2 separate regions of the Homo sapiens genome follow, and region 1 is linked to region 2. Evidence: chromatin loops called from intact Hi-C (ENCODE). Cell type or tissue: Caco-2. All regions are shown on one strand. Each heading gives the region's core, and the rest is flanking DNA. Links, peaks and the distances in the headings are about the cores only. Region 1 holds the start of LOC124901590 (a long non-coding RNA gene). Region 2 holds the start of COXFA4 (cytochrome c oxidase associated subunit FA4).

Region 1 (15,695 bases), core at 5,231-13,230, 410 kb after region 2:
AATCTGTATAGCAACCCCCCATGACACACATTCATGTGTGTAACCTGCGCATCCTGCACATGTCCCCCTGAACTTAAAATAAAAGTTAAATAATCTTAAAATCTAAAGTTTCCTTTAAAAGTCTTCTTTAAAAAAAGATTATAAGAGAAGCCCTAATGATCACTTCATTAAGGCAAATAAAATGGTTGACGATTTTTCAAGAATTTGACAGACATTTTAGTTGTCTGCCTAATATTCATTATCCTGTGCTTTGTTTCTAAAACAAATTCTGATGTTTTTAAGAAAGCAAGTACTCAACCTTTTTTTTTTTTTAGATTACTTTGGCCAGCCTCTTTTGCAACTGGGGGTGTGTAAAGAGGGACATAGTTCTAGCAATGTAATGTGTGTAGATGTTGCTCTGAGGAAAGCTCTTGAAAGGGATTAATAAACCTTTTGCCTTTTGCATTCATCTCTTTTTCCTGCTTGGAATGCAGAGGGAGTTGAAGCTGGAGCAGCTATCTTGTGCTATGGATCAGTAATGTAAAGCAAATCCATTTGCGAGGATGACAGCAGAAGAATAGGAGTTGAGACTTATGTCATTGTGAAATCCTTGGACTAACCCTGGATTGCCTACATTTGGACTGATTTTAATCAAAGAAGAGTTTACCCACTTTCATTAAACAATTACAGCTTGAGTTCTATTACACTCAGCTGAATGCAATACTGAACGGACACATAGCTTGTCTTCTTTTTATTACGGTTTCAAGACAGAACAAACATCTTTGCATTTCCATATGATGACAGAACTATGCAAACGATTTGAAGATTTTTAAAACACAATTTATGGCCATACTTACAAGGATTCAAATATCTAGTAACTTTTGTTAGAATTGCTATGATTTTAGCCAACAAAAGGAACACAGACGAGGAATTTAGGGCAAAATAAATTCTGATGTACCAATTGTAGGCACATTTGTTTATCTTTAAATTATTTCCCCAAACATAAACATTACCTTATTATTTTAAAGTGCTATTTGTTCTATACCAACAAATTCTGTCATCACCAGGGAATGTGTTTTTCCCTCCAGTGGTGCTGATAGATTTGTGTTTTACTTTCAGCTCTGCAGAGCTGTCTCCAGATTTCCTTGAGGAATATTCACATATGCTTTTACAAGCAGTTGTTAGTCCACTGCGAAAATTTTTTCCAGAGCTGACTCAAGGGTCTTGCCTTTAGTTTCCCTTGTTCTCCTTCTTATTAAATAATCTCAGAGATTTTGTACATGCCCATCTGGGGGTTTTCCATTCTAGTTGTATTGGATTTTGTGTCAATATATCTACCATGTCAAAACCAGAAATGTAAACTTCAAGAGCCCCCAGGTGCTAACACTGCAAAATCTAGGCCAAAATCTAGACAGAGGTTTAGCATCGTGAAATCTTAAAGCGGCAGGGACCGTTGGGATTATGTTACTTAAACCCTCATGTCAAGGTGCATAGACAAAGGCTAAGAAGGTAGAGGGCCTATTCTACACTATAATCTGAGTCAGGGAGCTGGGAACAGAACCTTAATTTCCAGTTTAGTGTCCTTTCTAGCCTTTATATTTATCTTTCTTTCCTCTATTTAGGTCTTCCCCCCGATACTTGGTTTTTCTTTGAACTTCCTTCCAAGTGACCATTTATAGTCTTTTGTATTGAGGTCTCAGAGTCTTACTAAGAATTCCCTTCCTGGCATTGCTACCCCTTCTTGTATTTTATTTTATTTTATTTATTTTATTATTATTATTTTTGAAATGGAATCTCACTCTGTCGCCCAGGCTGGAGTGCAGTGGAACAATCTCGGCTCACAGCAATCTCTGCCTCCTGGGTTCAAACAATTCTCCTGTCTCAGCCTCCCAAGTAGCTGGGATTACAGGAACCCACCACCACACCCAGCTAATTTTTATATTTTTAGTAGAGATGGGGTTTCACCATGTTGGCCAGGCTGGTCTTGAACTCCTGACCTCAGGCGATCCGCCCACCTTGGCCTCCCAAAGTGCTGGGATTACAGGTGTGAGCCACCACTCCCGGCCCCATTCTTGTATTTTAAAGAATTACTAAATTAGGTTCCTATGTCTGCTCTAATAAAATACCACAAACTTGATAGCCTAAAACACACATTTATTCTTTTACAGTAATGTAGAACAGGAGTCAGAAATGGCTTTCACATGAAAAAATCAACAACAACAAAGCCTCACAAAAAACAAACAAAAAAGAAATGGCTTTCGCTAAGCTGAAATCAAGGTATCAGTAGGTCTGTGCACACTCCAGGAATATATGTTTCCTTGCATGTTTTAGACTCCAGTATTGCTTGGCTTGTTGTTTCTTCCTCCACCTTCAAAGAACGTCCTTCCAATTTCTGCTTTCATCTCTGCTAAAACTGAATCTCACTCTGCCTGTCTCTTATAAGGACACTTGTGATTACCTTTAGGGCACAGTGGATAATCCAGGATAATCTTCCCACCTCAAGAGCCTTAACCTAATCACACCTGCAAAGTTACTTTTGCCAAATAAGGTAACAACATTTTTGGTGATTATTATTCAGCTGATCACAAGTACTCATTCCGTTTCTTGACCTTTTTTGGCCACCATGTTCCAGGGTGCACTAACATCTGAGTACATCTTCTGAACACAATTTATATCCCCAAATTAAGATATTTGTATAGGCCAAAGCATTTGTCTGCATTTTAAAACTTGTTCTGAGGATGATTCTGTCTTTGTCAAGATGACAGACCTATACTGTATAAAATTTAGACCGCTTAGTTATCGTATTTTTCTGCCATAAGGAATAGAGAAAACAATGCCAGTTGAGAGAGAAGCAGGGGCGGGGGGAGAGGGGTGGGGAGGAGAGAGGGAGAGAGAGAGAATGAATATGATTGAAGAACATATACAGCAGAGACGGGGGTGCGAGACCTACCATGATCCTAATGCCATTCTTGAGGCCCATCTACCGTCTGAGTTTCTGCCCTTACCTTGGTCTGCTGGTCAAGTCTTCCTTAGTTTCTGCAAGACACTTTCACATCTTAACAAAAATTTTATTTTCTTCTGTTAAGCCTGATTTTGTTGCTCTCAATTAAGAGCCTTAGCAAATGTAAGAATATAAATATTGAGAGAGAACATGGCTGTTATCAGGTTAGGAAGGCCAAGACTTGTAGATAAGAATCAAACTTTGCATCCCTTGACATTGGATATTGGGCAGTCTCCGGGCTGACAACTGGGAGGTGAGACACAGCTTCCAAGACACTTTGTTAATGTGTCTTGTAAATGGTTTAGAAAAGTCTAGGTGTTATCTAGTAAGAGCAGGTGATTTTGACAACCAAAAAGTTGGGAGGGGAATATTTGTGGCATTAACAGAATGGTTTTTTCTATTTCTTGAAGCACTGTTACTTAATCTCTTAATATTAATATCTTAGTTCAAGGTATTTTAGCAAAAGGACAGGTATTTCATTAGGAACAGTCTGTTAAAGTAAAGAAAGAGGACAACATGGAGAAGCTCCTAACCTCCTTGAAAGTCCCTAATTACAAACAACATCCTTGAAGTTGTTTTGGAGATTTTATTTAGAACTCAGGTAAGCAGACTTCCAAAGGCCATATGGAAGAACTTTCTTGATTCTCACTTTTCAGTTGCAAACCTGTCTGAAAATGTTTCCAATTTAAAATAACGTTAATAATCCCTTAACTGGCAACAGATAGCCAGCCAGAGGAAGAATGGGGAAGAAAAGGTGCCTCGGGAGAGGGGGCTGACAAGGGTAATTGTGGCGGAGGGGGCAGTGACAGGATTCCCATTCCTATGGTTTTGTCTAGGGTTGGCTGCCCCACTCATAACCATTTCATATGTCTAATGCCCAAGGGTGGAAACCTATATTCTTTCAAACTTGATGAACAGCAATCAAGTTTTGTTTTTAATGCATATAGTCTACCACTTCAGTGGGATTTGAGAGACTTTCAAATTGAAGAGGAAAATTTAGCTGGCATACCTAGTATCAAGTCTGGCAGCATGTATGACACCCTTCTTAACCCAAGAACTACCTGATTTATCAATGTCTAACTTTCCAGACTTCTCGGGAGTCAATCAGTAATCCCCACCTAATGCAGAATGAATTATAGCATCTAGGACACTGGAAAAAGAAAAGAAATTCTTATGAAATAAAAGGGATGAAGAAGATTGCCAAAGGGGTTGGGGGCCGTGCCCGTGCATTGGGGATGCTGGTGGGGCAGGGTGAGGGGAGAGACGATGACAAGGAGTTCAAGGCAGCGAGAAGAAGGGGAAATCCTTTGAACAAAATGGCATGACAGCCCACTACATTTTCCCCAGGAGGAGGCTAATCCTCCTTGCAGCATAGAGCAATTTAAGAGTTCTGCTTTTTTCCTTGTTTCCTGTGAGGGATGGAGACTCCTCATTGCTGGGGTTTCATTATAAATGTGACCTCAACTGACATGGCATCTCTTAATAAGGGGCAAGTCCTTCATGTATTTTTGATAGTGCACCAGTGACAAAATCCCTCTCAGTTTAGCAGAAAAATACCGCAAGAGTAAATTGTCAATGACAATATCAGTATACTCACTGGGCTTCAGGGATTAAGTGAATAGCAGCCATGGCCAGACCCTGACATGGCTTCAGGCACTTAAAAAAAAAAAAAAAAAAGCGGTCAAATTAAAGCCACATATATGAGGGGAGGGAAGCCTTCCTACCCCAGCAGGGAGATACCTTGATTAAAGCTCAGTCTGACCTTCCTGCTTCATCTCCACAGAAATTGAGACACATTTCCTAAATGGCAGGACTTTACAGAATCATAATGAGCAAGGACCAGGATGCTTTGCGTTAAATTTCCATCTTCATTCCTGGAGCAGGCAAAGGAGAAAATAAGAGAAGGTCTCTATTATTTGTTATCAAAAGAACAATGCAGCCCTCCCCTGTTTCTTTTGTGCAGAGACAGAATTATCTATGAAACAAGTAATTCATTCCTGGCCCCTTTAGGTAGCTTTTTTTGCACAGCTGATTTCTTAGGTTATTATTACTTAGTGGATGCCAGTAGTTTGATGGGAAATCTCCTTTTTTGAGGGTAATAGGTATTAGTAAATAATTCACCCTGGAAAACAACCCAAGCTTCAGGGAATTTAAAACAAAAACAAAACCCAACAAAACAAATCTGTTTTATAGATAATAAGGGTAAAAAACAGAGGATTTTACTTTTAGGTTCTTTGATGTTTCATTAAATCAAAATTACTTAAATTACAAAATGCTTAAGTAGTCTATGCAGACAGTAAGATTTGAGATTAAAATAACTTTTACCAATTTGGAAAATATATTTACTGCAAAATTCAATTTTTCTTTTTGTGTGTTAAAATTAAAGACAATAAAAACTGAATTCTTATATTATTAATACCCTCCTAACTTTATTTCCATATGAACTATAGAACCTGGCACCTTTTTGGTACTCAGTCAAGATGAAAACATTGTAATTTAATTGCCTTGGAAACAAGGTTCTAAATTGTATAAATATATATATTTTTAAGTTGAAAACAGTACCTCTATCCATCGTATGTTTACATAAGCAGTACATGTTGCTGTAAGTTTTTGGTGAATATATACTCACCCAAGAGAGGAAGATAAATTTTCTGAGGGTAAACAATGCTTAATAAAGAGAAAAATTCTATCAGCTTGTGTAGAATGAGATTACATAATCTCGAACAGCTCTCCACTGTCCCCATTGTCATTTAACACATTCTTTATGCTGGGTCAGGTCTGTGTTCTTGCAAATGATAAGCATGTGTGCAGTAGAATCTCACCTGTGCCTGCATAGAGGAGGAATGTATTCTGTTCACATCAGTGTTCCCAGATGAAGCCAAACATGTTTGTGTTTAGCAGCCATTGGTATGAAAGGAAAAAAAAATCTGGAGTGGAGAACGGAAGCAAAACACACCAACGTACTTTTCAAAACTGAGGACGTGCTGCTCTCTTGTGGAAATCTGTATTGCCAACTTGTAAAGCCTGGGCTGAGTTGCTTATGATTTTCCTAGACAAGACCTGGTTTAAAGTGGTCCACTTTGTCAGAATCTCAGAACCATATCTGAAATTTGAGTGCCATCCATACACAGGATTTCATTCATCATCTTGATGCAGAATCAAATCTACACCTAAAGGCTAGACTTGACCATTGTTCTTTTAAAAATGTTCGTTACATCTTTGTATGCAATAGAGTGTCTGTTCTTTTTCTTCAACCACCTCCTCTTCTACCTGGCATTGGTGTCTTTGAGTTATTGTGAATAGAGTTTAAGGCTTTCTTGATACAATAAACTAGGGAAATCTGGACTTTTTTTTTTTAAAAAAACATAGTTAATTCATGTACAAAAGTTGAAATAAATGGTAGGCAAGTAAAAGTTTAAAAAAATTGTAGCCAACAGCTGAGGAGATGCAAAGGCAATGAAATTATCTTCTGTCTTCCCTCCATTTCCACCTCTGCTTTCAACTGTCCTTTTTTTACTTTAGCCTTTCCCTTGGCTCACAGAAGAGTTGGGATCATATTTATATACTTTGTCCTAACCTGAGATTTGCTGGGTATATTTGCCAATTTGTTTTTGTTGGGTAATTTGTATTCTTTATATATATTCTGGGTTCTAATCCTTTGTCTTGGAGGCACAATGGAAATAACTTCACTCAATCTCTTATATTTTAATTTTGTTATGCCTTTTGCAACAAAGTTATAAATTTTAATATTGCCAAAATTATTAATATTTTCCTTTATGCCTTTTAAGAAGACCTACCAAGTCCCCAGGAAAAATATATCCATTGTCTTATATTTTCCATATCAAACTTCTTAATTCAATATTTTCATTCATTCCATTCATATTATCCCAATGTATGCTTGTATGAGCATCTCTGTTCAAGTACGTATTTATTTTATAGATTTACAGTGGATTTATTGTACACTGAATTTCAAAACATAATACATACAGATTCTTGAACAGGAAATTTTCAGGTACACATTTAGTGCAATATAGATGGACAATTTGGATGATAAAGAAAGTATTTACTTTCTGTTGAAACGAATAACAATATTTGATTAGGTAAAAATATATAGTCACTAAGTTTTTGTAATAGCGTACGTGATGATGCTTGTATTCTATTCCACATTATTCCTAATGATGTGCTATTCAATGGCTTCTTTTTTCTTTTCTTTCTTTTTTTTTTTTTTTTTAGCATTTTGGCATTTGAGGATTATCTAAATTTTTATCATCCTGATTGACTATTTTTTAAAATTAGAAATTCATATCCTAAACTTCAGTCTGACATTCATAATGAGGCAGTCACCTGACACCATTCTCCTACATCTGTGGAGTTGCCCTGGTTTACTAATAAGAATTACAGACAAATATTGTGCTAGATGAATTCTTGAAAGGGGAGACTAAAGAATTAACAGTGTTTTCTAAGAATAAAATAAACAGCCTTCTTGACCCAGTAAATGAATGCCATTAGGTGATTTCTACTCAGTCTTTGTACTAGCAATTCAGTCTCAAATAGTGATGACTTTAGTGGAAGGATAAGGACCAATTATGAGAGACTCAGCGATAGTTCTTTGTCCTTGGGTTCTCAGGTGGTTTAGTGCTGCTGAGTTCATCTGTGGCATTCCTGAAATAACTGAAGCCTGAATTCCATTTCATAACCAGTACTGGAAAAAGTAAGGGTCCAAAGAGGAAAAGCATAGAAAGCCACATTAAGCAGTTACCTGCAATGCTACAGCCTGATGAGAGGCATGAGGTACTGTTACATGTCCTCTCTATTCTGGGCAAAAAGTGTTTTTCAGTTTCAAGTCTTTGTAAGGCTACACTTCCAGCTTTTACTTCAGTCAGAAAGAATCAGTGATGTGATCTCAAACTGCTGGGATTCTGAAATGGCCTAATTTTAATTCAAAGTAGTTTTCTTTAGCATAAAAAGATGAATCATTCAGTTAGCATAAAGTGGTATCTTGGGAGGTATAGGAACATGATCCATCTTCCATCTTGCATTGCTAACTGGTGTCTGTTTATCTTCCCTTCCCCTTCCATTTCAGAGGGCAGCAAAGCAGTTCTGTGCATTTTTAGATCCCCACTTTTGCTTGCCATGCATGTGAGCCATAAGCCAGAGTTGATCATCACAAGGCCACACTGAATCTGGTCCACTCACTGGTGGGGACTGGCTCCATGAGGGCTTGATTAATGAAAGCAAAGCAAGAAAGGGAGTGAGCTATACATCTGAAAATGCATGCTTAATAAAGATAGGAGAGTCTAGTCATTTTTTGTTTCCCCTTATCAGTCTCAGCTGTGATTCCTAAATCTTTCCCCGTTGCTTGTTTATATTTCCTTATTGTAGCGTTTTAAACCTCATTTTACCTTCCCATGGCCTTGCTTTTTCCTAGTCTTTTGGTTAATGTTCAGAAATTACACAATTTCGTTACATGTAGCATCCCAAGACTGCCATCTAGTGGAATAAATTGGTCAAGACAACTTTTTATGGTGATCGTTCCCAAAATTTAAATTGGGCACGGTGTCGCTTGAAACAGAAATTCCTCCTTTCATCACAGTTCAAAGCAATGTCTGGGCTCCAACTTATCAAATTCGTGTAGAGAAACTGAAAACTGCGTTTAATTGTCTAAAATGACTGCTGGATATATAACTATGTTTGCTGTTTTATTAAGTTCTGCAGAGCTTCTGAAGAGTTGTAATATTTGCTGTGAAAAGTGAGATGGTGAAACTAATGGAATAAATGGTTTTAGAAGAAAGGGTGAAATTAAGTGCAGGTGTCTTTCCTGGGAAGGATTAAAAATCACAGAGCCATTTTGTCCTAGAAAAAACTTTTTTCAAAAATACGTCGTCAACCTTCTCATTAACTGTATCACGTGGAGTATTTTCACTGTGACAGATGCTCTTGCAAAGACTAAAGGAACACGTAGCTATTCCTATGGTATAATATAGTATCAGATGGTTTTATTTATGTAATTCACTCATTTTTTTGCATAGATGAATGTATGTAATTATACAAGGGCATATTATTTGGCTTTCTTTGATCATCAATTAGTGATTTTTTTTGGAAGAAATTCGTCCTGATTGAATTCTGTGATTTTAAAATATAATTCTTGATTATAAAAGTAGCACAAGTTCATTACAGATAACTTGGAAAAATTCAGAAATAATTAAAGAATAAACAAGACACCTATAATTTGTTCTCCAGAAAAACCCTTTTTTATTAGTTTTATATATTTTCCTTCTTCAGACTTTAACCTCTTCATAGATGTAATATATTTACAATTTTTCTTTGACAAAATTTTAATCAGTTTGGTTCTTTTTAAAACTGATATTTCAAGATAAACATTTTTTCCACGTGATTCAAGAACTAAATTTTTAATGACTATAAAATAGTTTTCATAGTTTTATATGAGATTTATTTAACCAATTCTAATTACTAAAAGTAGAGGCTATTTCCAAATGTTTTTCTCTTATAAATAATGCCACCTTGAAGTGATGTGTATTTTGTTGAGAGTTTGATTATTTTCTAATGTCAGGTTCTCTTGAAATTTAAGGCTGTGGAGACACAATTCACCTCTCCGAAAAAGTGGAGCAGAGAAATACATTACTCTCCTTTGGGATTCATCAGCATTAAGAACAATGGACAGAAACAGAATTCACAACATTATGTGATGAATGTTTTTCTTCACATTTTATGAAATCTCCTGCTAGCCTTACTCTGCATTTACCTGTTAGACAAGCTCAGCTTTATGTTGTTGGATCACGAATTCCCTAAGAAGTGTGTGTAGAACAGGCTCCTTAATTTCTAGATGTACGTGATATATCTGTGGCTTCTCAAACATCAACTAACAAAGGCCCCTTGGCAGTTTTATTATGAAGAGCCCAAATGGATCCTCTTGTTTTTTATTTAAGTCAATTGCCCATTTTTCTGTCAGAGCTGCTAGGCAAAACAGGCTTGGCAAGTTTATCCTCAAAACCATTTAGAGTAATTTGTGAGGGAGATTGGAGACACTTCAGTTGCCCATCAGCTGCTTTGGAGTCAATCACCATGGTGGAGGTAAATTAATCTCATGGCTTTCTCTCTGGAGAAACCTTTGTGCAAACAGTCTTGTCAAAGAGAAATGTGATGGCTCTCAGTAATATTAAATAGAAGTTGAAGCAGGTTTTCTTTAAGCTAGACAAAGCTACTGTTGATTCTTACAGTTGATTGCCAGCCTTGCCTTGAGAAGATCTGGAAATACTGAATCATCTAGCTCTTAAAGGCCTGGAATTTGGAATATGTCCACGCAAAATATTTGAGGTGTGGTATTGCCAATTATAATGTTGCGGTTTGCTAAAGAAGTTCTTGATGTTTTATGTGCAAAAACATAATTTTTGGAAACTCAGGCAACTAAGAGAAGCTTAAAATTGTTTAAGCCAATTGACTCTATCATATGAATAAGCATATTTTACAATGCAGTGGTTTTATCCCAGGAAACAGGATGGAGCTCAAATTATACAGTTCAGGCCATCCCAGCCTGAAATATATATTCTTTTTGGTGGTTTTCCATTGTTCTTTGAAAACTTGACAGAACTTTTTGAAAGTGGAAGAAATAAAGCTGGAGTAGGCCAATTTTGCTCACAAATTCACTGAGCTATACTCACTAGATAAGTCATCATTAAGTCTGTACATGGCACAGACATCTTTGTTTCTTAAAGAACACTTTTTACTTTTAAAATGATCCTTCTTTTTCCCCTTGGAAGGCTTTATGTGAAGACAAGAAATTTTGGATTCACTGTACCCTGCTCTGTATTCGAGGTAAATAGCTCAGACTGGAAGTGTTTCTCCTTGTGATCTTAATGACAAGTAGGACATGAGCAGTTTAAATGCCTCACCCTGCAGGATGATGATAATAGCCTGAGTTTGTATGTATCTCATTTGATCCTTGCCCCAGCTGGTAAGAAAGGCAAGGCAGAAAGTAATCGGCCCAGTTTTATATAGGAGGATAGATAAGGTGACTTGTTTAGTCATATGACTAATGAGTGACACAAGGAGAACTCTCACTTAGACTTTAGTGTTTTGCTTCTCCTAAACTGCAGTTTGTCTTTTCTTCTCTTTCTTTTCTCATTTCCCTCCTCTCTTCTCTTCTTCACCTCCCCTCCCCTCCTATTCCTCTCCGTTCCTTTCCCGCACTACCCATTCCCTTTCCTTCTAGGAAAAGAACAGTTGCAAAGGTTCACTGGAGAGACTATAGAATCTCTGGACTAAGTGTTTCTATAAAGGCATGATTAGGAATGATTACATTTTCAAAAAGTGATCATAATCATATTTACAACTATTCTTCTATGTCTATACATGAAAAGACTTAGAGGTTAACCAGTTTCTAATCTGAGGTTATTTTTAAAAATAATTCAAGATATAAAATAAAAAAATTGTGTAAGCCTTTAAAATAAACAATTACTGCAGAGTTTTCCAATTTGGAATTTGTATGTATATTGGCAACATCTGTGTAGCTACTTAGTAAGAGCATAAATATAAATGGATGTGATAGGCTGAGTATGTCCCTCCCCAAAAAAGATCCCTAGAATCACCAAAGATACTATCTTACATGGTAAAAGGGACTTTGCAAGTGTGATTAAGTGAAGGATCTTAAGATGGGGAAGTTGTTCTGAATTTTCAGAGTTGGCCCAAAGCAATCACAAAGGAGGAAGGAAGATCAGAGATAATAGTAGGAAATGTGACAAGGGAAGCAAGAAGCTAAAGTGATGAAATGAAGGGGCCAAGGAGGGAATGCAGGAAGCCTCTAGAAGGTGAAAAAGGCAAAGAAAAAAATTCTCCCCATGAACTTCCAGAAGGAGTCCAGCCCTGATGTTCCCTTAATTTTAGACTTTTGTTCTCCAGTGTTTGTGTTGTTTTAAGCCACTAAATTTGTGGCTTAAATAATTTTAAAAATAAATCATTAAAATTTATTATTAAAATAAGATAATTTGTTATAGTAGTGTTAGACAACTAAAACAGTGAGAATTTATCTTAGTTTTTTTTTCAAAATCCAGAGCACCTTAGTCAAGCATATGAGTATCTAGTTTATTAAAGACAACACTCTCCTTCACTACATTGTTTTATGTAGATTTATGACATCTTAATTACTTGCTGAGGTTCAGTTTTTGTTTATTTGAAATAATCTTTTTTTATTATACTTTAAGTTTTAGGGTACATGTGCAGAACGTGCAGGTTTGTTACATAGGTATACTTGTGTCATGGTGGTTTGCTGCACCCATCAACCGGTTATCTACATTAGGTATTTCTACTAATCCTATCCCTCCTCAGCACCCCCACCCCTGACAGGCCCCAGTGTGTGATGTTTCCCTCCCTGTGTCCATGTGTTCTCATTGTTCAACTCCCACTTATGAGTGAGAACATGTGGCATTTGGTTTTCTGTTCTTGTGTTAGTTTGCTGAGAATGATGATTTCCAGCTTCATCCATGTCCCTGCAAAGGACATGAGCTCATCCTTTTTTATGGCTGCATAAAATATAGTATTCCATGGTGTATATGTGCCACATTTTCTTTATCCAGTCTATCACTGATGGGCATTTGGGTTGGTTCCAAGTCTTTGCTATTGTGAACAGTGCCACAATAAACATACATGTGCATGTGCCTTTATAGTAGAATGATTTATAATCCTTTGCATATATATCCAGTAATGGGATTCCTGGGTCAGATTTCTGGTTCTAGATCCTCGAGGAATCGCCACCCTGTCTTCCACAATGGTTGAACTAATTTATAGTCCCACCAACAATGTAAAAGCATTCCTATTTCTTCACATCCTCTCCAGCATCTGTTGTTTCCTGACTTTAATGATTGCCATTCTAACTGGTGTGAGATGGTATCTCACTGTGGTTTTGATTTGCATTTCTCTAATGGCCAGTGATGACGAGCTTTTTTTCATATGTTTGTTGGCTGCATAAATGTCTTCTTGTGAGAAGTGTCTGTTCACATCCTTAGCCCACTTTTGGATGTTTTTTTTTTTTTTTTGTAAATTTGTTTAAGTTCTTTATAGATTCTGGATATTAGCTCTTCGTCAGATGCATAGATTGCAAAAATTTTTTCCCATTTTATAGGTTGCCTATTCACTCTGATGATAGTTTCTTTTGCTGTGTAGAAGCTCTTCATTTTAATTAGATCCCATTTGTCAATTTTAGCTTTTGTGGCCATTGCTTTTGCTGTTTTAGTCATGAAGTCTTTGCCCATGCCTATGTCCTGAATGGTATTGCCTAAGTTTTCTTCCAGGGTTTTTATGGTTTTAGGTCCTATGTTTAAGTCTTTAGTCCATCTTGAGTTAATTTTTGTATAAGGTGTAAGGAAGGGGTCCAGTTTCAGCTTTCTGCATATGGCTAGCCAGTTTTCCCAACACCATTTATTAAATAGGGAATCCTTTCCCTATTGCTGTTTTTGTCAGGTTTGTCAAAGATCAGATGGTTGTAGACATGTGGTGTTATTTTTGTGGCCTTAGTTCTGTTCCATTGGTCTATATATCTCTTTTGGTACCAGTGCCGTGCTGTTTTGGTTACTGTAGCCCTGTAGTATAGTTTGAAGTCAGGTAGCATGATGCCTCCAGCTTTGTTCTTTTTGCTTAGGATTGTCTTGGCTACGTGGGCTCTTTTTTGGTTCCACACGAAATTTAAAGTAGTTTTTTCTAATTCTGTGAAGAAAGTCAATGGTAGCTTGATGGGTATAGCATTGTATCCATAAATTACTTTGGGCCGTATGGCCATTTTCACAACATTGATTCTTTCTATCCATGAGCATGGAATTTTTTTCTATTTGATTGTGTCCTCTCTTTTTCCTTGAGCAGTGGTTTGTAGTTCTCCTTGAAGAAGTCCTTCACATCCCCTGTAAGTTGTATTCCTAGGTATTTCATTCTCTTTGTAGCAATTGTGAATGGGAGTTCACTCATGATTTGGCTCTCTGTTTGTCTATTATTGGTGTATAGCAATGCTTATGATTTTTGCACATTGATTTTGTATCCTGAGACGTTGCTGAAGTTGCTTATCAGCTTAAGGAGATTTTGGGCTGAGACGATGGGGTTTTCTAAATATACAATTCATGTCATCTGCAAAAAGAGACAATTTGACTTCCTCTCTTCCTATTTGAATACCCTTCATTTCTTACTCTTGCCTGATTGCCATGGCCAGAACTTCCAATATTATGTTGAATAGGAGTGGTGAGAGAGGGCATCCTTGTGCCGGTTTTCAAAGGGAATGCTTCCAGTTATTGCCCATTTCGTATGATATTGGCTGTGGGTTTGTCATAAATAGCTCTTAATATTTTGAGATACGTTACATCAATACCTAGTTTATTGAGAGTTTTTAGCATGAAAGGGTGTTGAATTTTGTCAAAGGCCTTTTCTGCATCTATTGAGATAATCGTGTGGTTTTTGTCACTGGTTCTCTTTATGTGATGGATTATGTTTATTGATTTACATATGTTGAACCAGCCTTGCATCCCAGGGATGAAGCCAACTCGATCGTGGTGGAGAAGCTTTTTGATGTGCTGCTGGATTCAGTTTGCCAGTGTATTATTGAGGATTTTTGCATTGATGTTCATCAGGGATATTGGCCTGAAATTTTCTTTTTTTTGTTGTGTCTTGGTATCAGGATGATGCTGGCCTCATAAAATGAGTTAGGAAGGATTCCCTCTTTTTCTATTGTTTGGAATAGTTTCAGAAGGAATGGTACCAGCTCCTCTTTGTACCTGTGGTAGAACTGGGCTGTGAATCCATGTGGTCCTGGACTTTTTTTGGTTGGTAGGCTATTAATTACTGCCTCAATTTTAGAACTTGCTATTTGTCTATTCAGGGATTTTACTTCTTCCTGGTTTAGACTTGGGAGGGTGTGTGTGTCTAGGAATTTATCAATTTCTTCTAGATTTTCTATTTTATTTGCATAGAGGTGTTTATAGTATTCTCAGATGGTAGTTTGTATTTCTGTGGGATCAGTGGTTACAACTCCTTTATCACTTTTTATTGCATCTATTTGATTTTTCTCTCTTTTCTTGTTTATTTAGTCTGGCTAGCAGTCTATCGATCTTTCAAAAAAACAGCTCCTGATTTCATTGATTTTTTGAAGGGTTTTTCATGTCTCTATCTCCTTCAGTTCTGCTCTGATCTTAGTTATTTCTTGTCTTCTGCTAGCTTTTGAATTTGTTTGCTCTTGCTTCTCTAGTTCTTTTGTGATATTAGGGTGCCGATTTTAGATCTTTCCTGCTTTCTCTTGTGGGCATTTATTGCTATAAATTTCCCTCTAAACACCGCTTTAGCTGTGTCCCAGAGATTCTGGTACATTGTGTCTTTGTTCTCATTTGCTTCAAATAACTTATTTATTTCTGCCTTAATTTTGTTATTTACCTTAATTTCGTTATTTATCCAGTAGTCATTCAGGAGCAAGTTGTTCAATTTCCATGTAGTTGTGTGGTTTTGAGTGAGTTTCTTAATCCTGAGTTCTAATTTGATTGCAGTGTGGTCTGAGAGACTGTTCATTATGATTTCCATCCTTTTGCATTTGCTGAGGAGTGTTTTACTTCCAATTATGTGGTCAATTTTAGAGTAAGTGAGATGAGGTACTGAGAAGAAGGTATATTCTGTTGATTTGGGGTGGAGAGTTCTGCAGATGTCTATTAGGTCCTTTTGGTCCAGAGCTGAG
Region 2 (15,695 bases), core at 3,029-11,028:
CAATTTCAAAATTTTTGAGATAATCCACGTAATTCAAATACTTAGTTCAGTTCCTGACATTTAAAATGTGCTTCTACTACCCTGTAAACATTTAATTGTATACTTACGTATGAAAATCCAAAATTAATGTCACTGAATTCCTCAAGTTTCTATGATGTGATGACTTACACACACCTATGTGAAAACTTGCTATATTCCCCATCTTAAAATTATGAATATACTTCCTGGCCTTTGAAAACCTGCACCATGGCTAAGCGCAATGGCTCACGCCTGTAATCCCAGCACCCTGGGAGGCTGAGGAGAATGGATCGCTTGAGCTCAAGAGTTTGAGACCAGCCTGGGCAACATGGCAAAACCCTGTCTCTAAAAAAAATTACAAAAATTAACTGGGCATGGTGGCACATACCTGTAGTCCCGGCTACTTAGGGGCTGAGGCAGGAGGATCACTTAAGCCCGGGAGGTAGAGGCTGCAGTGATCCATGTTTGTACCACTGCACTCCAGCCTGGGTGACAGAGACTATCTCAAAAAAAAAAAAAAGAAAAAAGAAAAGAAAACCTGCACCCTGCACCAAGACTCAGCAGCCAAAATTCTCAAGATCTCTTGACTACTAGCACCATGGTTAGCACTGATAAACTCAGATTTCAACTTCAATCCTAGGACCAAAGCAACTTATAACCTTGAAAATCACAACAAAGAGATGCCAAGTAAAAACCATTGTTAAAAACTGCACACACTTCAACAGCCAGTAAGAGAAACTCAAAGGTTTCCATTTTGCCAGTGTCAGATGCTGGAGTATCCTTCCCAATTTACTTTTGTATAATTTCCAGTTCCAGTTGTTATGTATGCTCTAGTGAAGTTACCAACAGTCTATACACAAAATGGAAGTGTTTTACTAAAGCAGCTTAAAGTCGTATTTTCAAACTACAGAAATTCAAGAAATTCTTTAAATTCTAATAGTTAATTTCCTATACTCTAAAGTTCAGAGCATACTTTCAGCATAAAAAAGTGACACATATCAAGTTTCAGTTATTTATTGATTTAATCATTGTAATCTCCAATAGAGATTACAATAGAGATCTCCAACATGATTTCATGCATTTAGAGGAGAAATATTTCCTGGTTAAGTGGAAAATTGTGCGGATGTGGCTTCTGGAAGACCTTCATTCTAAAGCAGCGTTATAGTGAAACATTTCATTTAGAAATCTGGACGTTCCTTCTTCAGCTTGCTGTAATCCACATTCACTGAGTAGAACTTGGAACAGAAAAAAAGATATTTTAAGTAATCTCAAATACACAGAGACGGTACAAAGGTTTTAGAATTCTTTGTATTTGGTTTTCTACAGTAACAATTACAGATATGAATTTTTAAAAGAATATTTAACAACATAAAATCATTCACAGAAAAATACTGTACCTAAAATTCCAGCCTTCAATGATAGTTTTGGCAAGGTAAAAATATTCAATTTATTTCAGAAGAGCAGTATTATAGTACAGTCTACTACTTGGAACCTATAAGGAAAATTCTTTTATTTCAAAGTGAATAATTAAGAATTCCTTCTGATACATACTTCCAATTCGGTAAGTTTTTGCCTTAACTCTACTAAGTACGTGGAAGAATCGCCAACAGAATAGAGGATTAACAAGAATTACCTTCCCTACTTGCTGAATGAACTGCTGTAATTTAGAGGGAGAGATCCTGCAACAAAAAGAGGCTAGTAATATAAGGTACTGCTTTGTTTTGTGGTTTACATAACTTCTAAGATATTTTCTCTCTCTCACTAATTTCCTAATCCAGACTATATTCAATATCAAACTGACACTTCAACTCTGGTAATGGCTTTTAAATAATACGGTATTTTTGCTGTTTACATTTCCAACATTTCTTTATAATCAATTAATATTAATTTTTAGAAATAAATCTTACTGTGATTGCTTTAAAAAAAAAAAAAAAAAACTCCCTCTCTCAGTAACTTAAAAAAAAATGACATATTTGAAACTGGTCCAGAGTTTCTACTAAGGACATATTAATGCTTGTACACAAGCCCAAATAAGGCTAAAATCTTGGGTTTACTCATTCTTGTGCCAAAGAATGCTAAAGAGGTTGTGCTATAATTACTTGAAGACTATGTTATTTATCTCCAAAAGAACCACAATTTCAGAATGATAAACATTTTCTTCAGGGTTTTTAAGCATGAAGTTCACAAATCTATATTCATTCTTTCTTCAAACCCCTTTTATTTCTTCAAATATACCCGAACTTATTTATTTCTGAAAAACTCTTAAGTATTTTACTGACAAAAAAAATCCTCAGGTTGTAAAGCTTATTACCAAGTTATCGTTGAGATACAGACAGATACAGACTTTTATGGACAGAAAATTATAAATAATCCATAAAGCAGTATTCTTTGTTCTGACAGTGTTCTTTTAAGAAACAATTAACCTAGACAATAAGGTTAAAAAAAGAAAAAGAAACTACTTGTGCTATCCTCTAACATATTAACAAAATATCAGAAATAATTTACAGAAGGGTCTGCAGGTATATATTAAGGACAGGAAAATAAACACTTGTTGGGCTCCTGCCCAGGCACCGGGCTAGATGCTTTATGTATATCTTAGTTAATCATCACAATAACCCTTCTGATTCTTAATTTATAAAAGAGGTAATTGAGATCAAGTTCTACGATTTGCAGGATCAAGGCCCTACACCCACGCAGAGTCAAAAGCACATTCATGGCATTGTTGCCAATTTTCTTAAAACTAAGCAGGCTCCTGATTTACTTGCTTCATATCCAAAATTCTCTCTAGAATTTTAAAACCTGCTTTCAACTTCCCTACCTCTATTCTTTTTCTCAGTTTAATGCTGGCTACTTTTAGAGTCTCTGAAACAATAGTTGGGAAGGCACAACATATTCTGATCTTAGCTTTGGGGAGCTTCAACTGTTATTCAGTTGAGAAGTATTGCTGGGCCTTTAATGCTCAAATCTTATTTTGGTCCTGTCTCTTGCTGTTTTATTCATAGCTTTTGCTAGATTATAGCATGGCAACAAATAATCCTCTGCTACGGACTGAATGTTTATGTCCTCCCAAAATTCATGTTGTAACCTCAAACGCCAATGGTGATGGTATTTGGAGGCTGGGCCTTTGAGAGGTAATTAGGTCATGAGGGTGGAACACTCTAACTAGTGCCTTTACAGGAGGGCTCACTCCTCTCCTTCCATATTGTGAGGACACAACTGGATTGGGCCCTCATGAGGAACAGAATTGGTTGGCACCTTGATCTGGACTTCCCAGCCTCCGGACTGAGGAATAAATTTGTTGTTTAAGCCACCTGGTCTACAGTATCTTGTTACGGCAGCCCAAATTAACACATTCAAATCTTAGCGGCTTACAACGACAAAAGTTCACTTTTCACTCACATTATATGCCATCTGTATGCTGATTGCTCCATATTTGTTTCATTCCAATTCTAAGGTGAATAAGTAGCCCTTACTTGTCAATTTTGGTCTCATGAGAGAAGCAAAAGAACGGAGGGACCACATAATGGTCCAAGAGTGGCAGGTATCATTTCCTCCAACTCATAATTTCCCACAGCAAGTCACAAATCAAATCTGATGTCAGTGGGCCAGAAAAACATATTCTCTTAGGTGAGAGATTGTGAATGATGGAGATAATAATCTAGTCTACCTGAATGGGTTTAGAAAAAGTATTAAGTAGGTTTCATTTACTCCAGCTTCTCAAGTTTCTGGATTTGGTTCCTTTTCATTTCTGTCATTTCATAACATGACACTCTTCATCTTTCCAGACTCTGCTATCAGTGTCATAGCTATTAACAGCTATGTTGTTACAGCAACATTTCATTTTCGGTTCCCAAGGCCTCATATTGGCATGTGTTGTGATATTTCAGAACATTAGTAGACTGGCTGCATTATCGGAATCATCTGTTACACTTTTTGAACTACACATACCCATAGATTCCAATACGCTCTTTGGTGGAAGAATCAAAGCCTGCTAGTTTTTTTGTTTGTTTGTTTACTTTTTAAAAGTTTCTTGTATGTGGAATTATTTTCTCTGGAATGGACTTAGTTTAAACAAATTCATAAACAATGTCATAAGACATAAAAACAAATCAGGATGCCCGTTTATCTTTTTAGAGGCAAAATATAACACAGATGAGATCGATGTTTCAGCTTAGCCATTGCATTTTTATTTTCTTCTTGTAAGGAGATTTACTGAAGGATTTAGAAGCCAAATTATAATCAGGTTAAGGGGAAAACGTGAAATCCACAAAGGGTGATGTTAAAAGTTGCTATCAGGCTGCGGGCACAGTGGCTCACGTCTGTAATACCAGCACTGGGGGGTTGAGACAGACGGATCAACTTGAAGCCAGGGGTTCAAGACCAGCCTGGCCAACACGGCAAAACCCCATCTCTACTAAAAACACAAAAAATCAGCTGGGTGTGGTTGTGCGTGCCATAGTTCCAGCTACTCAGGAGAGTGAGGCAAGAGAATCACTTGAGCCTGGGAAGTGGAGGCTGTAGTGAGCCAAGATAATGGCACTGCACTCCAGCCTGGGCGACAGAGTGAGACTCTGTCTCCAACAACAACAACAAAAAAACGTTGCTATGAGTAATAATCCATCATAGATGTACACCTGTCAAGCAGTGCTGGACACACACTGATCGGGGACCCTGTTCTTCAGAGTGATAAATCAAACAGCCAGTTACTCTCTTTTGATGAAATGGCTTGATATTATGGAAAGTGCATTGAGTGAGTTATAAACTTTAAACACGTCAACTGTATGGTATGTGAATGGTATGGTATCTTAATGAAGCCGCCCTTGGTTTTTTGGGTTTTTTTTTTTAGACAGAGTCTGGTTCTGTTGCCCAGGTTGGAGTGCAGTGGCGTGATCCTGGCTCACTGCAACCTCCACCTCCCAGGTTCAAGCGATTCTCCTGCCTCAGCCTCCCGAGCAGCTGTGATTACAGGTACCTACTACCATGCCCAGCTAATTTTTGTATTTTTAGTAGAGATGGGGTTTCACCATATTGGCCAGGCTGATTTCCAGCTCCTGATCTCAAGTGATCTGCCCGCCTCAGCCTCCCAAAGTGCTGGGATTACAGGCATAAGCCACCGTGCCTGGCCTGCCCTTGGTTTTGATGCTGTGCAGGGTCTTTGTATGCAAAATTTTTTACACATAAGGAAGGTTATGTTTGGGGAATCAATAAATGGTCTCAGTCCATGAAATCATTCTCTAGAAGAGTAGTTCCACAGACTACTCTAAATTCTCATGCCCCACAAAAGACCAGCTGAATCAGAATCTCTGGGGATAAGGCTGAAGAATCTGTGTTTCAACAAGCTCTATGTATAATGAAGTTTGAGAACACTGTGTTAGACTACCTAAGAACTAAGAAAATGGTAAATGATAGCTATACTATTTTTCCTTCTTTTCTTATACTAGCAATTAAATACCTAGCAAAAAATATTTATTAGAGCAATATACCATTTTCATTTCACAGAACTACCTAACAGCTCTTTAAAGTTCAATATAATGGAATTTTACTCGTATATCCAGTTTCAAGAAAACCCACCCCATGACAAAACTTATTACAACACAATTTCTAACAACTTTAAAACAATTTTGTAGTTTACCTTGTATTGATCATTGGGACCCAGTTTGTTCCAGGGCTCTGGGTTATTTCTGTCCCAACTAAAAGAAATAAAACATTACGACTGTTATAATAATAAAGCACTATTTAGTGTTTTGTACTAAGAATACATTTTTGAACAGATCAATCTTATTTTCTATTAGATGAGGTATGGTGTTATTTCATTATGAAGTTGAAACAGGTAGAGGATCTATAATAAGCAATCTCATGTAATCAATTAGAAAAAAGGTAGAACACAGAATCCCTATCACAAGATACTTTTTATCTGGCTTTCACAAAACCTTTCCATTTAATTAATAAAGTGATATACAGAAAAGTGCATAGAATAATGATGAATCAATCTTTTGATTGTCTATTGTTTTTCAACTGCAAATGTGCAAGTGAAGGCAAAAAACATTTACATGTGCCGAGAACCATGATTATTTTATAAAAACAATTATTTTTATGTCAATCCTCAAAACATTACAAGATTTGGTATTAGCAGTTCTACTTTACCAAAGAGAAAACGAGACTCAGAGAAATTAGATAATTTCATGAACCAAAAAAAGTAAATGAAAACAGCAGATTTGAGATCTGAACTTATTGTATGACTGTAAATGTAACATTCTTTCTACTACCCTAATGTTATCGCCCTACAGAGACTGTGGCTCCTAAACTGCCTTGATCAGCTATCAAAGTTTTAAACATTTTTAAGTACTTACCAAACATCTGGATTGAACAATGCCAGACGCAAGAGATACAGTGTTGCTCCAGTAGCTCCAGTTCCAATAAATACAAAGAGGGGGATCAACTAAACCAAACACAAAATAGAATAACCATCTTCAAATACTTAAAACACTGGCCAACGAGAGATTACAGTAGTTTCTGCACATTGATTTCCAAGTCTCAAACTGTTATTGGACTGTTTTGTCTTAAAATTTAAATAAAGTAGATCTTACATTGAGGTAAGATTTCTTATAACTGTGTTCTAAAGAAAGAAATGGAATTTGGAAAGGATGTTAAGATGACTCTGGTTTAAGTGTCTTACTTTTTAATGTGGAGCAAATTATAGGTACATTTTTAAATTTCCAAGAAAATGTATCGAGTCTTCTTCACCTCTCTAATATTTACATGTCATTCCCATTAAATTTTCTGGCTTCCTTTATCCTGGGGCTTGAAAAACAAATTCTTTGCAAATTATTTAAGGGTGCCTCTATAAAGATGTATGAAAAATAGAATCTGAATAAGTAAACGTATCTATTACAAATACTGGCTTTAAGCATTATCTCTGAAAACGTAATGCTACCAATGCTTGCTGCGTATTTAGGGAACCGGATTTAAGACAGATTAAAGATTGCATAGACTTTTAGCTCTACAGCACATTGATGTGCTGAGGAAAAATGAGATGCCAAAGAACTTAACTGCAATTTCCACACTTCGAAATTTTCCCAAAAGCAACGACGTCCAGACAAAGTGAGGATTCCAAGATCACGGACCCCTCTTATTTACCAAAAGGCCTGGTGGTGCAATGCGGCGAATACAAGAACCTCCAGAGATGGTATAACACATAGGGAACCTGACCTATGCTAGTCTCTGACCCACACAGCGCACATCTATCCCTCCTGGACCGCACAACCTGCAAAAGAGAGCGGCCACCAGACTGTTCCAATATTCACTAACTAGAAAAAACTAGGTTTTTTTTCCGAGCAGTGTCCGTCTCCTTCCTCCTGTCAGACAAAACCCCACAATGCATGGCGTAGAGGGTCACAGAGGCCTGGGACAACTAAGATGACAAACACTAGGCGAGGCAGGGTCTGGTCTGACGGACGGTAAGTGGCTGTAAATGAGGACGTTCCCAGGGAACAGAAAGAGGCGCACCCCGACGCAAGAAGGACAAGGGAAAACATTAGGAGAGCGGTCACGAACTTACGCTCGGATGCTTCTTGGCCTGACCGATGATCTGGCGGAGCATGTTTGCGGCAGAGGTCTCCGACTGGAAAGGAGAGAACCGACCTAGCCACCAGGCCCTAAGCTAAAAATTATCTGCAATGAGACACTACGGACTTCCAAAGTCACCCAGGACCTCCTACCTGAAGGACCCTTGGCTGGGAGGGCAGCTTGCGGCAGGAGGGCCCGGATGCGACTGTCTTTAATAGTGCCTGCTTAGATCTAACCCCTCATATGTTCGTCCTGACCTGGTCGGACCATCATCATTCCACTTCATAGTGAAATGCCTTCATTGCCGTGCCATGCATATTTCTGAGGGGAATTTTTTTGGTCGAAACGAGGACTCTTCGATTGACCAGACAGGCACTTTCCAAGGGTGCCACGTACTGAGGAATGCGGTCGGAGCGTGGGCGCACGGGCCGCGCGCTCCGTGAGTAGGGGGCCTCTCCCGCGGCGCCTGAGAGCCGGGTCCGCGCGCAGAGGCCCTGGGGGCGCGCGTGCCGGGTGCGCGCTGGCCAGCTGTGACTGCCGCTGAGGGAGCTGCGCGGCGCCTCTGGGAGCCGAGCGCCGGGCGCCTGGAGGGCAGGTCGGGCCTCTTGCCGCTAAGGTCAGCGGCTGCGGTTTGAGAAGACTGCAGCTGCTTCCTGTGTTACGCTGTCGCAGACAAGCAGAAGTTAAAAACTAGTAAATGACTTAAAGGTGATAATAGTCCTGGCAGTGTATTTCTGAACCCTCAGATCCTGGCCCTCGGTTGAAAGTTCGTCGCCACAAAGACCTTTCCAACACGCCACTATCCCCCGTCCCTGGTCCCAAATTGCATCTTTAAAATGTGTTTTCAATGGTCGTGTAGCTACAGATAATCTTTCCCACTACCCCAGTCGAATTTTCATTTGTCTTTTGTTTTGTTTTCTTCGTTGTTTTTTTTACCCGAAGGACTTCCATAGGACAGGCTTTGCGGGGGAGGGTGGGGGGATTGGGATAAAATGTACACTCTGAACCCTCTCCAATCTCATACGTAGCTTAAAGCATTAATCAAATGATCAAGCAAGTATTAATAATTGGGACTAGAAATCATAGGAGAAGGCTCCACCGGAAGTTACACTAGCTCTGAAGGAGGAGCGGACATTAACCAGGTGAAAACGGAGGATGCAGGTGTACAGGGCGGAGGTAATAACACGTGAAGGTCTGAAGCTATTGAAAACCCGAGGGAGCTGTATGAGGTCTAGTGTGGCTGGAAAGTAAAAGGGAGAGCAAGGTGGGGATCAGATCTGCTGGGCCAATAACCGCTTAAACATCATGGGTTTTATGTTGAGAGCTTGGGAAGGTTGTGTTTTTAAATGATTGCTTTGTGAATAATTGATTAGAAGGGATAAGCGTGAGAGGGGAAAGACCTATCAAGGGGCCATTGCAATAGTCCATAATCTGTGTGACAGATAATGGTAGCTTGAACTAGTGTAGAGAATGTAATGATGAGAAAAAAAGATTCCAGAGATGTTTAGAAGGTGGCACCAACAGGACTTGGTGGTTGGCTCTCCAGGAGTGAGGAGAGAGAAGTTAAGAATAATTTCAGAGGTTCAGTTTTGAGCAGCTCTGTGGTTGTTGATGCCAGTTATTGAAATAAGCCGTAGAGAATGATGTATAAGTGCCTATGTAAAATTCAAGTGGATCTCTATGGGGCAGAAGAGAACTACACTATAAGTATAAATTTAGGACTCAGTTTACTGATAAGAAATGAACCCATGTGACTGAATGAGATTACTTAGGGAGAGAAAGTTGACTGAGAATTTAGACAGAGGACACAGAGCCGAGGAATTCCAACATGCAATGCTTAGAAGAGGAGGTATGGCCAGTAGGTAGGAAAAAAAAAATAGATGGTAACTGTTAAGGTGATATGTCATGAAGCTTATCAAGACTGGTGTCTTTTTTCATTCATTCAGCAAATCTTTCTTAAGTACCTACTCTCCACTAGGCACTGTTCTAGCCACTAGAGTTATAGCAGTGAACAAGAAAATTACTCTGCGTTGCTAATGGAGCTTACATACTAATTGAGGAAGACAAACAATAAACAAATGAGATAATTTTTAGACAGTGACAAGCCAATAAAATAGAATAATGAGACAGACAATGACATGGAAGAGGTGGAGGAGAGGAGGTTACTTTAAGTAGACAGGACAGGGAAGGTCCGTCTGAGGATTTCTGAGTTGAAACCTAAATGAAAGGAAGGAAGTAACCTGGTAAAGATGTGGGAAGAACACTAAATTAGTAAGAGAAATGGCTTTGAGATTTAAAAAAAGAAGAAGAAGAAGAAGAGTGCTTAAAAAAGTATCAGTGTGGTTGATCCATAACTAAGGAGAAAAAGAGGAAAATGAGAGCAAACAGTGGAGTCTGTAAAGTCTATGTCCAATTCTCTGACATGGACCTTATAGGCTATGGTAAGGAGCATGGCTGTGTTAAAAGATCAGCACAAAAACATGGAAAATACTTAGAAGTGAACAAAGAAACCTTAGTGAGTGTAGATAGGCTTTCAGCAAATAAATTAGAAGAAGGGAGACCTCTTCTTCCAATATTTTATTTTGAATAATAACAGTTGATAATAAGTAGGTATGTAGAAATGCCATTATTAAAAAGAAACTAAAATCCAGTGACTTAACTTTTTTTCTTTTTGAGACGGAGTCTCACTCTGTCGCCCAGGCTGGAATGCAGTGGCGCGAGACTTAACTTTTTTTTGTCATTGACCTAGCTTCTAGAGACAACAATAATATAGATAGCTAAGTGATGCCTTTATTTATTTATTTTTGTTTGTTTATTTTTTTGAGATGGAGTCTCGCTCTGTGGCCCAACCTGGAGTGTGGTGGCACGATCTCGGCTCACTGCAACCTCTGCCTCCCAGGTTCAAGCGATTCTCCTGCCTCAGCCTCCCCAATAGCTGGGACTACAGGCACATGCCACCACACCCGGTTAATTTTTTGTATTTTTAGTAGAGATGGGGTTTCACCGTGTTAGTCAGGATGGTCTCGATCTCTGGACCTCGTGATCTGCCCACCTCGGCCTCCCAAAGTGCTGGGATTACAGGTGTGAGCCACCGCACCTGGCCTAAGTGATGCCTTTAGAGATGTTAACAAAGCAAGGTTACAAATATAAATTTCATTAAATATTAACCAAAATGTCAAATTGTGAAAGTTTAAATTTTGCACATTGAAGTTAGTGGAAAGAGTATGTCACCTATATTTTAAGTAGGGACAGGTAGAGGTGACAGTCTGGAAAAAGAAGCCATGGTAGAAGAAACAACGCAAAATTCCTGAGCTGCAGAAGTGGAATTGGTATGTGTTGTAGATTAAATTGTATGCAGATAGCTTCAGCCTCTACCTAGAAGGAGATATCACTTGCCTCATGAGGGTCAAGCTTAATAAGAAGACTTGCCTTATTAGCAAATGCGAAGTGAGAAGTAGCACATGCCATGCACAAGCAAAAACTTTAAGAGCCAACATGTGCCATGTTGTCAGTTTTCCCTCTGCCACAAGACTAGCAATATTCTAGATACAGCCTGCTTATCAGCTTAGGTGTCAGGGTAAGAACTACCTGGAACAGAGCCACTACTGACCTGCAGTGTACATGTATTAAGAATGAGAAATAGGCTGGGCCTGGTGGCTCATGCCCGTAATCCCAGCACTTTGGGAGGCTGAGGCAGGTGGATCACCTGAAGTCAGGAGTGCAAGACCAGCCTGGCCAACATGGTAAAACTCTGTCTCAACTAAAAATACAGAAAAATTAGCTGGGCATGGTGGCGGGTGTCTGTAATCCTAGCTACTTCGGGAGGCTGAGGCAGGAGGATCGCTTGAACCGGGAGGCGGAGGTTGCAGTGAGCCGAGATCATGCCGTTGCACTCCAGCCTGGGCAACAAGAGTGAAACTCTGTCTTGAAAAAAAAAATAGAGAAATAAACCTCTATTGTTGCAAGTGACTGGATTTGGGAGTAGTTTCTTAATGTGGCATAACCTAGCCTACCCTGACAAGTAAATAATTTGACACTGAAAGTGTGGTGACATGTTACCATAATAAAAATCCTAAAATATGTGGCATAGGATTTAGGTCCTGGCAGTAGGTGACAAAGTAACTGTTACCAGGGACTAGAAGGATGGCTATCTATATGTAATGCAGTATTGGAACATTTGGTGAAACACTTATTTCAATTAATTGGAAGGCAGTTAATGTTCCCAGTGAGCTGGTAGCTTTCAGTGAAACAGCAGGCAAAGAGTATATTAGCATGTATCAGTTACTATTGGCTACAGTTGACAAGGTAGTACAATAAAGATATGGACTCAAAATAATTGGTCAGTTTGCAAACTGTAATGACAGGGAGTAAAACATTCAGAAATTTAGAGACATGCAGAGTTGGAAGATCTGATTGATTCTCATATCTAGCTGTCTAAAATAAAGATGGGAAGGCATTTGGGCTACAAAGATGAATTGATAGGAAGATAATGGCCCAATCAAGAATGTGGCCATCATACCTTTGTTAAAACATTTCAGTAAATTAAGATGCCTTCAGTAAATCCTTTCAGCTGAACAATTTTAAAGTCTGGACAAACAGGTAAGGATGTAGCTCTCCAACCAAAGCGTGATAGGATTAAGGTGACTGACATTAAGTCTAAAGAAAGACAGAGGTATGTCTCAAAAAGAATTGTGGCTGTGGCATTGGCGCATGGAGTTGACTGAAATCAAATAGAAGTAGAGTAAGTACTGTGAAAAGAATGATCAGCATTGGATTAAAGAAACTTCATGGTTTGAAATATGAAAAGACACTTGAGCTCCTCCATCTTTTGCAGGTAGGAAGCCGGTAGAGAGACATACTCATATTCCGAGGAGGGTCTGTTCTCTAATGGCTTTCTTAAACAGCTCTAAGACAAGACTTGCCAGAGTGTGAGGCAAGAGCCACAGAGAAAATTCGACTGGAACTAATCCCGAAAAAAAATCCCAAAATGGCAAAATCAGGGCCTAAACAAGGACTGTTCCCCACTTTAAGTTAGCAGCAACTTCAAGACAGTGAAATTTCAGGACCATTCTTTACTTTCTGAGTAGTATCATTCATTGTAGTTATCCAGTTCCCATTTCACCATTGTATTTTGGGTGTTGTGGGCAAATAACTTGTCTTTGTTCTTCATAGATCTCCAGATCAAGAGGAGATATATCAAGAACAAACATAAAGACTATAGCATTATTCATAGATTGTCGACTTTGAGCAGGAAATAATGACAGTATAGGGCTTTTAAGTTATCTCCAACTTGGTGAGTGTATTTTGAGGGAGGAAAAAGACCTGAATGATTGTAATCAGAAGGACAGACTGTGGTAGATTTTCTTTTGCTTGCAAATATTTAATATTTTTACTGGTAAAAGATTATATTTTCTCTCTCTTTTGACACCAGGCTTAACCAAAGTGATTTGATTTGAGTAACGAAGAAAACAAAAGTAAAAATATTGATAATACAGAGGCCGGGTGCTGTGACTCCTGCCTGTAATCCCAGCACTTAGGGAGGCCAAAGTGGGTGGATCACCTGAGGTCAAGGGTTCAAGACCAGCCTGGCCAACATAGTGAAATCCAATCTCTACTAAAAATACAAAAATTAGCCAAGCATGGTGGTGCATGCCTATAGTCCCAGCTACTTGGGAGGCTGAGGCAGAAGAATCACTTGAACCTGGGAGGGGGAGGTTGCAGTGAGCCGAGATCATACCACTGCACTCCAGCCTAGGCAACAGACCAAGACTTTGCCTCAAACAACAACAACAACAACAAAAATTGATAATACAGAAAGAATTAAGACTGTGGGGCCTGTGAAGAGTTTAATGAAGACTGTGACGTTGTACTGGGCTGTGCAGAATGATCAGGCCAAAAAAGAAGGGGAATTGAATTTCATAGGATGAAACAGTCTGAACAAGGCAGAGAAATGAAGTTCATAATATAAGTGCATAGTGTGTGGAAGAAATTGAGATGAGTTCAGTGTGATGGGGGTGTGGATTGCATAGGAAGTAGTTGTAAGAAATGAAACTGAAGCCAGGCACAATGGCTCACACCTGTAATCCCAGCACTTTGGGAGGCTGAGGCAGGTGGATCACTTGAGGTCAGGAGTTTGAGACCAGCCTGGCCAACATAGTGAATCCCTGTCTCTACTAAAAATACAAAAATTAGCCAGGTGTGGTGGCATGCGACTGTAGTCCCAGCTACTCAGGAGGCTGAGGGAGGAGAGTCGCTTGAACTCGGGAGGCAGAGGTTGCGGTGAGCCAAGATCGTGCCAATGCACCCTAGCTCTGAGCAACAGAGCAAGACTCGGTCTCAAAAAAAATAGATTTGGGGCTTTATCCATTAGGCAGCAAAGACTTATAAAACATTTTGCATCTAAGCACAGAATAAAACAACTGCAGGACATAAATTGGAGATATCTTTGCCCCATCTCCTCTGAGACTTGGACTTGTGCTCTCTGGATTTCTTCTTCTTGTGTTTGATTTAATTTTGTGAATAATTTTAAAATACAAAAAATATATAAATATTAGTTGTCCAAATTAAATGTAAGACATGGCAAATAGCTCTAAAAATCCTATGCAGTATATCAGTAGCACCCAAGGTAAAGTATTTGTCTTGCATACTTTTCCTGATGTTTCAGGCCTAGAAAATTCTACAAGGTATGGTGATTATGTGTTACTATCAGTGTGTGACAGTGAAGAATTAGTTTCTGTAGAGAGAAGTCATTTGATAAGTGAGTCATGGAGTATAATTATATTAATGCAAATTGAAGACAGTATCTTATATTTTTTATTCTGTTTGCATTTAAGCACTTAATTATTTTTCTAGTAGATAAATTGACAACTGGTTGTTTTACTGATAACACAAATACAAATTATACCTTCACTTGTTAATAAAGATTCTACAGCTATCCTTAATCTAAAAACAAATATGTTCTTCCACTAGTATTGTGGTTATTTGGCATAAACTGTATTTAATTATAAAATTTCTATTAGAAAAATGAAAACATTTTTTGGTCCGTGGAAGTTTACTTCTACCATCATAAATCTCAAAGCTTCACACATTGTCATGAATTTAAATTAAATACCTGAAGCACTTGATGTACAAAATTCAATGAATACTAAAAAGCGTAGAGACTCTAGCAATTTTAAGTAGTGGTACTTCTTTTCACTGAAACCTTCTGGTTAAATAGTATTTTAGGAAAACTCTGTCTATGAATTTTGGAATATTATACCAAAGACCTAGGTCTTCAGTTTATAGGCTTTTTAGATTACCTATGTTCTATTCCTCTTCTATGATGCCACTTATTATTTCTCTGCAATTTTTATCTTTTTAAAAAAAATCCATCCATTCATTCAGTCATTTGTTCACTTATCTTATTCACTTATTAAACATATATTGAGTGCCTACTATATACTGTTCATTATGTTGAGTGCTCAGGATAAGGAGATTAACTCACTGGTGTCTTCCTTCAACACTTTTAGTCTAGTGGGGAGGTACATAAATATTACAAAGGTTTAGGATAAGCCGTGCAATAGGCACTTGTATATGACTTAGGTTATGGGTATATAGTGGTGCTACTTACCAAGATCAGGAATATGAAGTCATTTTTGGAAATGTTGAGTCTAGGATAGCTGTGGAATATCCTCAATTAGAGATACTCTGAAGGCAGGCAGAAACATCACTCAAGCTCGTGAGAGAAGTTTAGGCTGGGGTTACAATTTAAACATAAATAGCATGTAAGTGAGAGTTAATACAATGGAAATTCATGAGCATGTTTGTAAAGAATGTGTAAAATGGAAAGTGTAAGAAGAGAAGAGGCTGAATGCTCAAACCCTAGAGAGAACATGAACAAATGAGGACCAGGCTAGGAAGAGTAAGTAAAGAAAAGTTAGAACAAGTCAGAAATGTAAGCACTTATATTAGTCAGGGCTCAACCAGAGAAGCAGAGCTCCTAGGATGTATACATATATAATTAGAGATTTATTATAAAGAATTGACATTATGCAATTGTGGGAGATATGTTTCCTTTACAGCCTGCAGTCATTAGGGGACACAGTCAAAAAGGGAAGCAGCACATAAAACAG

What was found. Hi-C counts contacts between places; a loop is a spot of excess contacts. Peaks named below come from ENCODE experiments on the same cell type or tissue, not always from the same donor. Only the 100,000 strongest peaks of a DNase experiment are listed, where the experiment ranks them.
Region 1: a loop joins it to region 2, with 9 times the contacts of the local background. A loop is called at or near these places in 9 of 110 quality-filtered maps.

The regions. Positions count from the first base shown.
Region 1 is chr7:11,335,546-11,351,240 of GRCh38, forward strand. LOC124901590 (a long non-coding RNA gene) reads right to left here and starts at 5,897. Exons shown (of 3, transcript XR_007060212.1): 1 at 5,803-5,897; 2 at 4,721-4,854; 3 at 1-4,636. In Caco-2, for the core only: a CTCF peak has its summit at 8,484 (motif pointing left); no DNase peak of the experiment used is centred there.
Region 2 is chr7:10,932,440-10,948,134 of GRCh38, forward strand. COXFA4 (cytochrome c oxidase associated subunit FA4) reads right to left here and starts at 7,714. Exons shown (of 4, transcript NM_002489.4): 1 at 7,577-7,714; 2 at 6,369-6,457; 3 at 5,651-5,708; 4 at 1-1,253. The coding sequence starts at 7,618. The coding sequence ends at 1,197. LOC107986767 (a long non-coding RNA gene) reads left to right here and starts at 7,817. Exons shown (of 3, transcript XR_001745091.3): 1 at 7,817-8,292. RefSeq lists enhancers at 7,697-7,966, 7,851-8,771 and a silencer at 7,997-8,246. In Caco-2, for the core only: no CTCF peak of the experiment used is centred there; DNase peaks (open chromatin) are centred at 7,752 and 8,072; H3K4me3 peaks cover 2,844 bases.